Linked DNA regions of Homo sapiens: region 1 is linked to region 2. The links are chromatin loops, found by intact Hi-C in ENCODE. Cell type or tissue: mammary epithelial cell. All regions are shown on one strand.

Region 1 (5,000 bases), 220 kb before region 2:
AAGAATTCTGGTTAACTTTCCCTGCTACCCTCTGTTTCCCTTCTCCAAACCCCCCACCCCAACCCCATTCCCAATAAAATGCAGCTACCTAACAAAGGCCATAATGCTTTCTATAGTAAGTAAATTCTGGGGAAAATTAGAAATATGGTTTTCCAATTTTTGTCAAAAAAAATCATTTATAATTTTTTAAAGAGGGGAAAAGGCCTTAAATATGTTGAAGCACTGCCACTCATTTCTTTTCTTAGTTGGGACATGCATATACCCGTAGGCACACATTCACAAGGCTGACATTGCCCTCTAATTGGAAATCCTCTTAAAGAAGGAAAGAGAAACTTGTTGATCTCCCTTTCATTATCCTTGGGAATAAAATCCTGCAAACAGACAGGTGTCATGATGCAGAAACCTTTTCAGAAATTCCCCAGGATGAATATCCCATTTTCTCTACCATTTCTTTCTTTTTTTTTTTTTTTTTTTTTTTGAGATGGAGTTTTACTCTTGTTGCCCAGGCTGGAGTGCAGTGGCGTGATCTTGGCTCACTGCAACCTTTGCCTCCTGGGTTCAAGCGATTCTCCTGCCTCAGCCTCCTGAGTAGCTGGGATTACAGGCATGTGCCACCACACCTGGCTAATTTTTGTATTTTTTTAGTGGAGACAGGTTTCACTATGTTGGCCAGGCTGGTCTTGAACTCCTGACCTCAGATGATCCGCCCGCCTCAGCCTGCCAAAGTGCTGGGATTGGAGGCGTGAGCCAGAGCACCCGGTCCTTCCTCTACCATTTCTAATCACCCTATGGATGGGGGATTCTCTTCCTCCTAAGGTCCCACCTCCTGCTGCTTGCAATTGCAAAGGAGATACTTTGATAGATTACAAATTGTTTTCAGTAGCTGACCTAGACATAACATCACCACTTCCTGATTATATTGATATGTGTTTCTATTATTTGCTTATTTGCGCCTCCAGAAACAATTCTTTTTTGTTGTTTTACTATAAACAGCATTGCAAGGTCTCTGTATTAAATCATAATTATTTACCCATGCAGTTCATGCACCTTTGTCCCTGGGGAATCTGGTGACGTGAATTTACAGGAACGTCAGGGTATTTCTCACCAACAGTTTCCTGTTATTGATATGCTTTTGTTTAGTTGTGATCTTTTTTTTAAGCATTCAGTTTCTCAAGGGAAAAATAAACAGGCATGTGACAATTATCACAGTCATGGGATCTCATCTGGGGACCTCACGTATGTGTTTTCATCAGGGACTGGCCCCTCTGGCAAGGCCAAACACTGTGAAATTGTATAAGCAGACAATTGGTTATCATTCATTCGTTCTCTCAGTTTTCCCACATGCTTCAGATAGCTATCTTAGTAAATAAATACACATTATACTTTGTAGAAGAAATTCCACAGTCTCAAAAGAGACTGTAGTAAAATAGAAAAAAAATTATAAGAGATGGATCGATAAGAAATCATTGATTTTTCTAAGCTCTGAAGTACAGAAATCCAAGGTTGGACTTTTCAATTATGAAGTAATTATGTTAGTTAACACTGTCATGAGCCTAAGTGTTCTTGCCAACTAACGTAGAAAATTGTAGTACTTAATTACTGAATTGAGACTTCACAACACTTGGAAAGATATTAAATGTACCTAAGTTTTCCGTCTCTCTTTATTATTACTCAAATATACATTCATCATGATTTTCAATGTCTACTTTTAATTGAGAAATGAGAATCCTTATCCTCAAAAACATTCCAGAAAGTGTAGTGGTTTTTCTAAATCCTGTCTTCTATATCAATATGCTATAAAACGTGAGCTGAAAACTGACATTAGCAAACAACTTTCTAAAACTATGCTGTCCTGGGTGGTAGCCACCAGCCACATGTGGCTATTTAAATTCAAATTAATTTGATTAATTTGCTAGAGGCCATGATATGGGACAGCACAGATCACTGAACATCTTCATCATTACACAAAGTTCTATTGGGCAGCCCTGTTCTAAGAAGCAGACTCAACATGCAATAAGTAGAAAGCTAATACCTTTTGAAGTACATTTACTGGCGGAAATTGCAGCTAAACTTTTCTTATGTTTGAAAATTGTTTACTTTCAATAAGGTGGCCCCCTTAAACCTAACACCTCCTCTCCTCAGGTTTTATTCCCTTCAGAAGTGTATAAAGTATGTAGAGCTGGTAAGCCTGGAAAATGAATCAAGAATATAAAAAGGTATTGTGAAGCAACAGTATATCCTGCAGGAATAGTGCTCATCGTGGCTGACTGACAATTTGCCTGATGCAAATTGTCAAATGTATTTGTCATAATGTCATTCTTCCTCCCTCCTTTAAAATGTCAAACAAGCACAGGTTTAGGTGAATATTATAGCATGTAAATATAGAAGTCAGTTGTCTGAAAATTCCCTTTATGATATGTTTACCCTTGGCATCAAACCCCGTCCTTCTACAGTCTCTCAAATTTTATCACCTTCATTCCCACTCCCAGACTTACCTCTAGCCTGGTGACTCCTTAAATACACTAAAGAGAAAACAGAAAAATTCTCCAGTTCAAATTTTGAGTCCTGGATCTGCCACTTACCTTGAGTCATATGACCTTGGGGAAGCTACTTCACCTTTCTGAGCAACAGCTTCTCACTCCTACAACATGTACGGTGCTGCTAAGAATACCTACTCTACAAGGCCTTGCTTGTGAAGGCCTAATGGGGTGATAGGTGTGACAGCGCCAAGTGAGTCACAGAGCACAACACAAATGCAAGTGGCTATTATCGCTAGTTCAGTTACTTTTCTTTGTTGACCATGAGGTTCTGAGAGCCACAGCACCTGGGAGTCCCATAAAAGGACAAATTGAATCACTGATTTTCTCAATGTATGGAAAGCCCAAGGAAAACTGGACTCGTCAACTCATCATCAACCGTAGGATGCAATTTTCAGCTTAGAGATGTATAAAGTAATACTGAACATCAACAAATGCTTGATCGAGACCATACAAATCTTGGCCAGTAGGGGTCTCTGAACATTGCACACTGAAGCTCTTTATTAAAACTAATGTAATCTAATTACTTAAATCATCTAATCTGGGTATTTTGTTCAAAAGTCTGTGCACCTGAGTTGAAATGTTCTGTTTCAGCTGGGCACGGGGGCTCATGCCTGTAATCCTGACAGTCTGAGAGGATGAGGCAGGCGAATTGCTTGAGCTCAACATGGTGAGCGTGGTGGGTATGGTGGCATGCACCTGTGGTGCCAGCTACTCAGGAGGCTGAGGCAGGAGGATCGCTCGAACTAGGAGGAAAAATGTTCTGTTTCAGTCCTTCATAGCATCATGACTTTTTGCCGCCCTTTAAATTAATTAAATTTTTTTTCATCTTTTCTTCTCTACTAGCTCTTTAGTTATATATTTTGAAATGTTTTAGTAGTTATCCTAGAGATTTGAATATGATTCTTACTTATTTCGGTTTACTCTAAATTGCTGCCTTTATGGCTTAAGAATTTTATAAAAATTTATAGCTTTTTCTTCCTTTTTGCTACTGTTTTTATATTTTGTACCTCTTTTATATTATAAATGCTATAAGGTATTATTATTTTTGCTATTTCAAACAGCCATTATTTCATTGTTCTGGCTTTATTGAGGAATAATTGACATAAATTGTCTATTTTTTTAAAAAACTCTGTTAAATAAGTAGTAATATAAATAAATGTAAACATAACAGGATAAATAAAATCACAGTGTAGCAAGAAAGAACAGAGGGAACATTTATCCAAATAGAGCATTTCTCATTTATAGACATTCGTTCTGTTTTTCCACTCAAGCTTCACTAAAATATTCTTTTCCAAGCAAAAAGAAAAATAACTTTCTTCTGTTCCTTTTGTACTAGTCACCTCAGATTTGGTTCTAGGAAAAGGATCTCCCTGTTGATGAAAGAATGATTTATTTTCCAGTTCGTGAAATGAAACTCTTGCCAGGACTCTACCAGCAAGGCAGTTCACACAGCAAAATCTCTGACCAGGCTTCCAGCAAGCCCCTGTTGCTCCCTCCCACTGTTGGGAGATTTACATGGTCAGGCTGAAGTTCACAGAGCCAAGTTCTTAGACACCTGAACAGGGCACTGCTCTACAGTTCCTTTTTTCCAGCGTGAAATTTATTTCTTGGAGGTAATTACCTTAACTATTCCTCAATTTCTTCATCTGCACATTGTCTGTCTCAAAAGGGATATAGTGAAGACTGCATACATTGTCCCATTTAGAGTGCCAGCATGGTGCTTGGCATGTGGTAGAGGTACAATAAATATAAATGACTTTCTTCTCCTTCTTGCATTTGCATAGTCAATTCAATTTAATAAGCCTTGATTGAATGTGCAAGATCCAGCTAGCACGAGGAGGGGAGAAATGATAAACACAATGGTCTTTACTCTTGAGCCATTTACACTCTAACAGGGAGAAAAAACAAGCACACAACTATCACTTGAAGCAGAATGTGACAAGAGCCTAAGAGGGTAACAAGCAAACCTGTATGGAAGCACAGAGGAAGGAGAAAGTGTTTCAGGCTGGGGAGTTTCTGATGGTTTCATGCAGTGGGGGGCATCAGCCCTATCTTTTAAAGAGTCCTTAGATATCTGTGGTGCAGATGGGGAAGAAGGGCTTGAAACAGTGGATGAACAGAAGGAGTAAAACCATGGGAGGCAAAGTAAAGGGTTTTAGGAAATGGAGGTGGGGGTAGACCTGGAAGTTTGAAAAGGGCTATGTATGAGGAGAGGTGCCAGAGGTTGGGCTGGAAGAGAAGAGCATGGACAAGATTGAAACAGCATTGAATGTTGTGCACACTTTAGACCTTATATCCAGAGCCAGGGCCTCTCGGCCTTTTCCTTGTCATGGCACACATAGAAAATAACCATGTCTGTATAGTACACTGGGGTGAATGGATGAGCTTGCCTTTGGCTGCACCATAGCTTGGAGCTGCCCCAAATGCCGAGGGGATCAATATCTCAGCACATCTGTAACC
Region 2 (5,000 bases):
AAGAGTTTCTGTACTTATAATACAATGGACTAGAAACTATCACAGTGATTTTATCAAAATAATATCACCCTAGGGGGCCCTGCCTAAGCGGTGGTCAGTCAACATCCCTGCCAAAGATAAATCACTCTCTTTCCACCTCAAAACACAGTTATAATGACTTGGGTTTACACGGCTCAAATTACAGCAGGTATTCTATGAATTAATTTTAAAATGCATGTTCCTAAGCCATTTGCTTGTACAGCCTGAGGAGTTAAAATATCTCGTGTATTCATAGAGACATGAACACATCCACTATGGAAAACAAAGACAAACCAAAGACTCTTGTTGCTCTGAAACCAAAAAAAGTTTGAGGTCTAAAGGTTCTCAAACTTAAACGTGTGTATGTGTCATGAGGAGATCCTGTAAAAGTACAGATTCTGACTCGGGAAGTCTGGGGTGGGGCCCAAAATGCTGTGTTTCTAACAAATGCCCAGGTGATGGTACTGTGGAAGGTCCCAGATCCCACTTAGAGAGCAAGGCCAGAGAGCTTAAGCAACATAGCAGTGTTCATGTCATATAAACACAGGGACTTTGACTTTTTAAACAATTCAGCCAGAGAACACCAAAGTAAAATTATCAGGAAGTGATACAACACATCTTACATACATTTTTGTTCTTTACTAGGAATTATGTTTAAAAGGGAATACTTTCTGCATAATCATTGCTTTTTCTACTGTATCCATTCTTACTGAGCCATGAGAGTAGGAGTCGAGCGGTTCCTCTCACAAGTTTTACACAGTAGGCTATGGGCTTTGCTCAGCCACCCGAAAACACACATGCCACAGAGCGGGAACCAGAAGAGCAGGCAGCACCCTGAGCACCCTCTCTGAAGCTCCACAAGCTAACAGTGACAGGAAGGGCACTCCACAAACATCTCAGCTCATTCCCTGCACTTTCTGGAAACACATCATGATCAAATGGCATAATGCCCCTTCATCCAGATCTTGCCATGAGTCTTAAACAGAGCAGAATTGAAAGTGAATGGCTTTTAGGATATACAGCCCTCAATTGCCTCCCCATACCTACCCCTAAAATTCATGACCGTTAGCAACAGCAAAGTTAGGCCCCCTGTGCCAGGCAACAGCCAGGGGAGGGAAATAAAGAGAAAAAACGAAGCAATTAGATGACGTGCCCAAGTAGAGGTGGGTTTTGCAGGGTTTGTTTGTTTTCAGGGATTTTTTTTGGTAGAATTGCCTTATTTAACTGTTAAATTACTACTTTATTATCGAGTTCAATTTTTGCTTTTTTCCCTCTTCTTCTTTTGTTCTGATTTTAAGATAGTCTCACTCTGTCACCCAGGCTGCAGTCTACAAACACGACTCACTGCAGCCTCAACCTCCTGGGATCAAGCGATCCTCCCACCTTTGCCACCTGTATAACTGGGACCACAGCCATGCACCACCACAACCAGCTAATTAAAATTCTTTTTTAGAGACAGGGGTATCGCTTTCTTGCCCAAGTTGGTCTTGAACTCATGGGCTCAAGTGATCCTCCCATCTAGGCCTCCCAAAGTGCTGGGATTACAGGCGTGAGCCACCATGCCCGGCCTCAGTTTTTTCCATCTACAGGTTGTAGTGCATCGGTGAATGATGAAATCATTTTGATAGGTCAGAACTGGGTTGTTTAAAAATGCAACAGGTGGGGGTGCATCACAGTTCAAAGGAGAAGTGTTGTTTCTCAGTTGTGTGTTGTTTGTACCCAGTTATGTTGTAAAGTGCACTGCTGACTGGGGGTCATGAGTAGAAATTTGAAAAACACTGGACTATAGTTTGCTCTATGATAGAGAAGGGTTTCTTTTAACACCTTCACTGTTTTTAACATATTTATTTTGACTGTATTCACTTGGTATTTGATTGCCTTAGCTAGATGAATCAGGGTAAATAGCCTTTTTCAGATATTTCCCTGCTCTTTCCACTATAAATTTCCTGAACTCATATAGCATGTTTAACCCATACATGTAATAGTAACGTCCTTCAGGGTATACACCATATGAGTAGGTCACATTTAATCTACATTCTAAACTATTGCTGAGCATCGTACTCCATCCTCTGCATCCAAACAGTTGCTCAATAAATACACAGCTTAGCATGGGGAATGAGCCCTCCGTAGCTTTCGAGTTACAAGAGCACCATCTTCTGGCGAAATATTTTCTTTGTAGGGAGAATGTCAAAGACCTACCAAAAATGTCCTGATTTTTCTAGCAAAAATTATAATTACATCACAAATACTTTGAAATTCTGTAGAGCTCCTTGCTTCATTCAGGAGTTTCGCTTCATTTCCCCTCTGAGAAGTGGTCTTTCTGTTCCTTAGCAGTGAAAGCAGTCAGCCTGTCCTTCCTGGTTTTCCGTTAAACTAAGCCGGTTTCAAGTTTCAGCTCCTCCTTGAATTCCAGGCTGCTGAGACTTCCCTCTAGAATCCTCCAACATGGAGCCTCTTGCAGCTTACCCGCTAAAATGTTCCGGGCCCAGAGCAAAGGTATTTGCAGTTTTGCTGTCTATAGTTCTATGCACAGTAACGCTATTTCTTCTACAACTAAAATTCCTCAAACCTAAAATCAACAGCTTTTATGCCTTTGAAGTGAAGGATGCAAAAGGAAGAACTGTTTCTCTGGAAAAGTATAAAGGCAAAGTAAGTTGCATCATCTGATTTTTATTGTTATCATTTTTCCTTGTCTCTGTTTATTCCTCTTAATAAAATCAATTTTTTGCTGTTACATGGTCATAAGTTGGAATTTAGTCTTCAGAGTAATGGTATTAGTACATCACTTTAGTTATTACAGTTCTGATAGTTTGCTTCTAAATAATAAATTCCGATTATCTCGTTTTCTTTAAAATGCTTTAATTTTGTGCTGAATTGACATGTAAAGTTGTTTGGAAAATACTTATAGTTAGTAATGTGAACATGATGACATTTATTAATAAAAGTATTGGTTCTATAATCTAATAACTTTAAAAAGAACTTATCAAGGATCATAGTTTTATCTTTAATTTAAAAATAAACTTTCATGAGTATCTAATGCTTTTTTAATGGCAGTACTATTTCAGGGCCTTAACCCAGGCATCTAGGTTACAGTTTTCAATAGAACTGTGTATGTCCAAAAATATGAAAAAAACATCAATCAGAGGTTATAGTCCCCCCCAAATTGTTTAGGATTTTAACTACTTGCAGAATTTTTTAAAATCTTTTGCTTCACTTTCCGGTTGGATTTTTTTCTTTTTCCGGGAGGTTTCACTAGTTGTAAACGTGGCCAGTGACTGCCAACTCACAGACAGAAATTACTTAGGGCTGAAGGAACTGCACAAAGAGTTTGGACCATCCCACTTCAGCGTGTTGGCTTTTCCCTGCAATCAGTTTGGAGAATCGGAGCCCCGCCCAAGCAAGGAAGTAGAATCTTTTGCAAGAAAAAACTACGGAGTAACTTTCCCCATCTTCCACAAGATTAAGATTCTAGGATCTGAAGGAGAACCTGCATTTAGATTTCTTGTTGGTAAATATCTGCCTTGCATATGCTGTTTTAAATTGCTTTTCATTTTTAAACAATTATACCAGGACAATACTTTCCTATTTCATTTGAAACGTTGTATCGGGAAAGCTTCATAAAACTATCATCAAAGAGCCAGAATCTCATCCTTTGTAACTTCTAGGAGTTATGCTCCCCTGAAATCAATGTTTTAGCTTCTTAGATGGTAAAAGAATTCTATTCCAATATATTTTATTCCTTATTACCATCTTCCTGAAGAATTTACTTAAAGTGTGCCCATGGCTATTTTCACAAAATATCTTAATTCTCCTCTCTTGTAACTAGCATCTGGAGAAATGTCCCTTCCCGTCATTATAGCCACACAGCTCTCATGAATAGTGCTGGGCATTATTAGTTAACATATGTTTGTGGCTAATTTTATGTTGTCTTTCTTATCTGAAACAATATTCTCAAAGATGAATATGTCAGCTTACCAGATTTTTGCTAAAATCCAAAAACATATAACTTGGTTTTTTCAGAGGGCAGTAGTGTTAGGCTATTTCTCCAATTAAGCTAGCTACAGAAATCTGTTTAAAGACTTGCCAAGGTCACTTAGCACAAAGGTCATGAGGCATACAGACAGCATAGGCTTTGGCCTCAAGCTACCTGGGTTCAAACCCCTGCTCTTTTGTTTTTGCTATGTGGCTTCTTAACTTCTCTGTGCCTGTTTCTCATTTGTAAAATGGGCTATCAATAGTACCGCCTTCTTAAGATTGTTTGGAATTAAGTCTGTTAATAGTAAAAATAAAGTACTTATACACTGCTTGCTCTGTGCCAGACACTGTTCTAAACCATATTAGTCAAAAAAAAAAAAAAAAAAAAAAAGGCCGGGCGCGGTGGCTCACGCCTGTAATCCCAGCACTTTAGGAGGCCGAGGCAGGCAGATCACTTAAGGTCAGGAGTTAGAGACTAGCCTGGCCAATATGGTGAAACCCCATCTCTATTAATAGTACAAAAATTAGCCAGGTGTGGTGGTGGGCACCTGTAATCCCAGCTATTCAGGAGGCTGAGGCAGGAGAATCGCTTGAACCCAGAGGCAGAGGTTGCAGTGAGCTGAAATCGCGCTACTGCACTCCAGCCTGGGCGACAGAGCAAGCCTGCATCTTAAATAAATAAATAAAGGACATTAGCTAATGTTCTCTCATCTAACTTATTCTGATGACATCTTCAGTCCTATTTTCACTGTAAATAAGTTGAGTTTTGATCAAACTATTACCTCACTCAGGCAATCAAGCTTCTAATCCAACAAACCAAATAGTGATCTATAATATTTCACATAAATGTGAAGTCAGAATCTTCTAAAAACATTATATTTAATTTCTAGGGAAAGTTGATATAATGCCTAACGCCATAAATGGCAACCACAGTGAGGTCTTTATTCCTCTTATTTTGAAGGTCCACTGAGGAAAGAAAAGCCCAAGCACATGCCATTGAACTAATC

What was found. A loop is a pair of places that touch in the nucleus more often than their neighbours do. Peaks named below come from ENCODE experiments on the same cell type or tissue, not always from the same donor. Only the 100,000 strongest peaks of a DNase experiment are listed, where the experiment ranks them.
Region 1: a loop joins it to region 2, with 13 times the contacts of the local background. A loop is called at or near these places in 11 of 110 quality-filtered maps.

What each region holds. Positions count from the first base shown.
Region 1 is chr5:54,941,448-54,946,447 of GRCh38, forward strand. No RefSeq gene overlaps it. Among named protein-coding and RNA genes, the nearest start is that of ESM1, 42 kb to the right of the region's middle. In mammary epithelial cell, a CTCF peak has its summit at 3,008 (motif pointing right); no DNase peak of the experiment used is centred here.
Region 2 is chr5:55,157,730-55,162,729 of GRCh38, forward strand. All of the region lies in intron 2 of CDC20B (cell division cycle 20B), which reads right to left. It overlaps GPX8 (glutathione peroxidase 8 (putative)), which reads left to right and starts at 2,442. Exons shown (of 3, transcript NM_001008397.4): 1 at 2,442-2,667; 2 at 3,265-3,526. The coding sequence starts at 2,464. In mammary epithelial cell, a CTCF peak has its summit at 2,190 (motif pointing left); DNase peaks (open chromatin) are centred at 2,412 and 3,352; H3K4me3 peaks cover 1,775 bases; H3K27ac peaks cover 1,337 bases.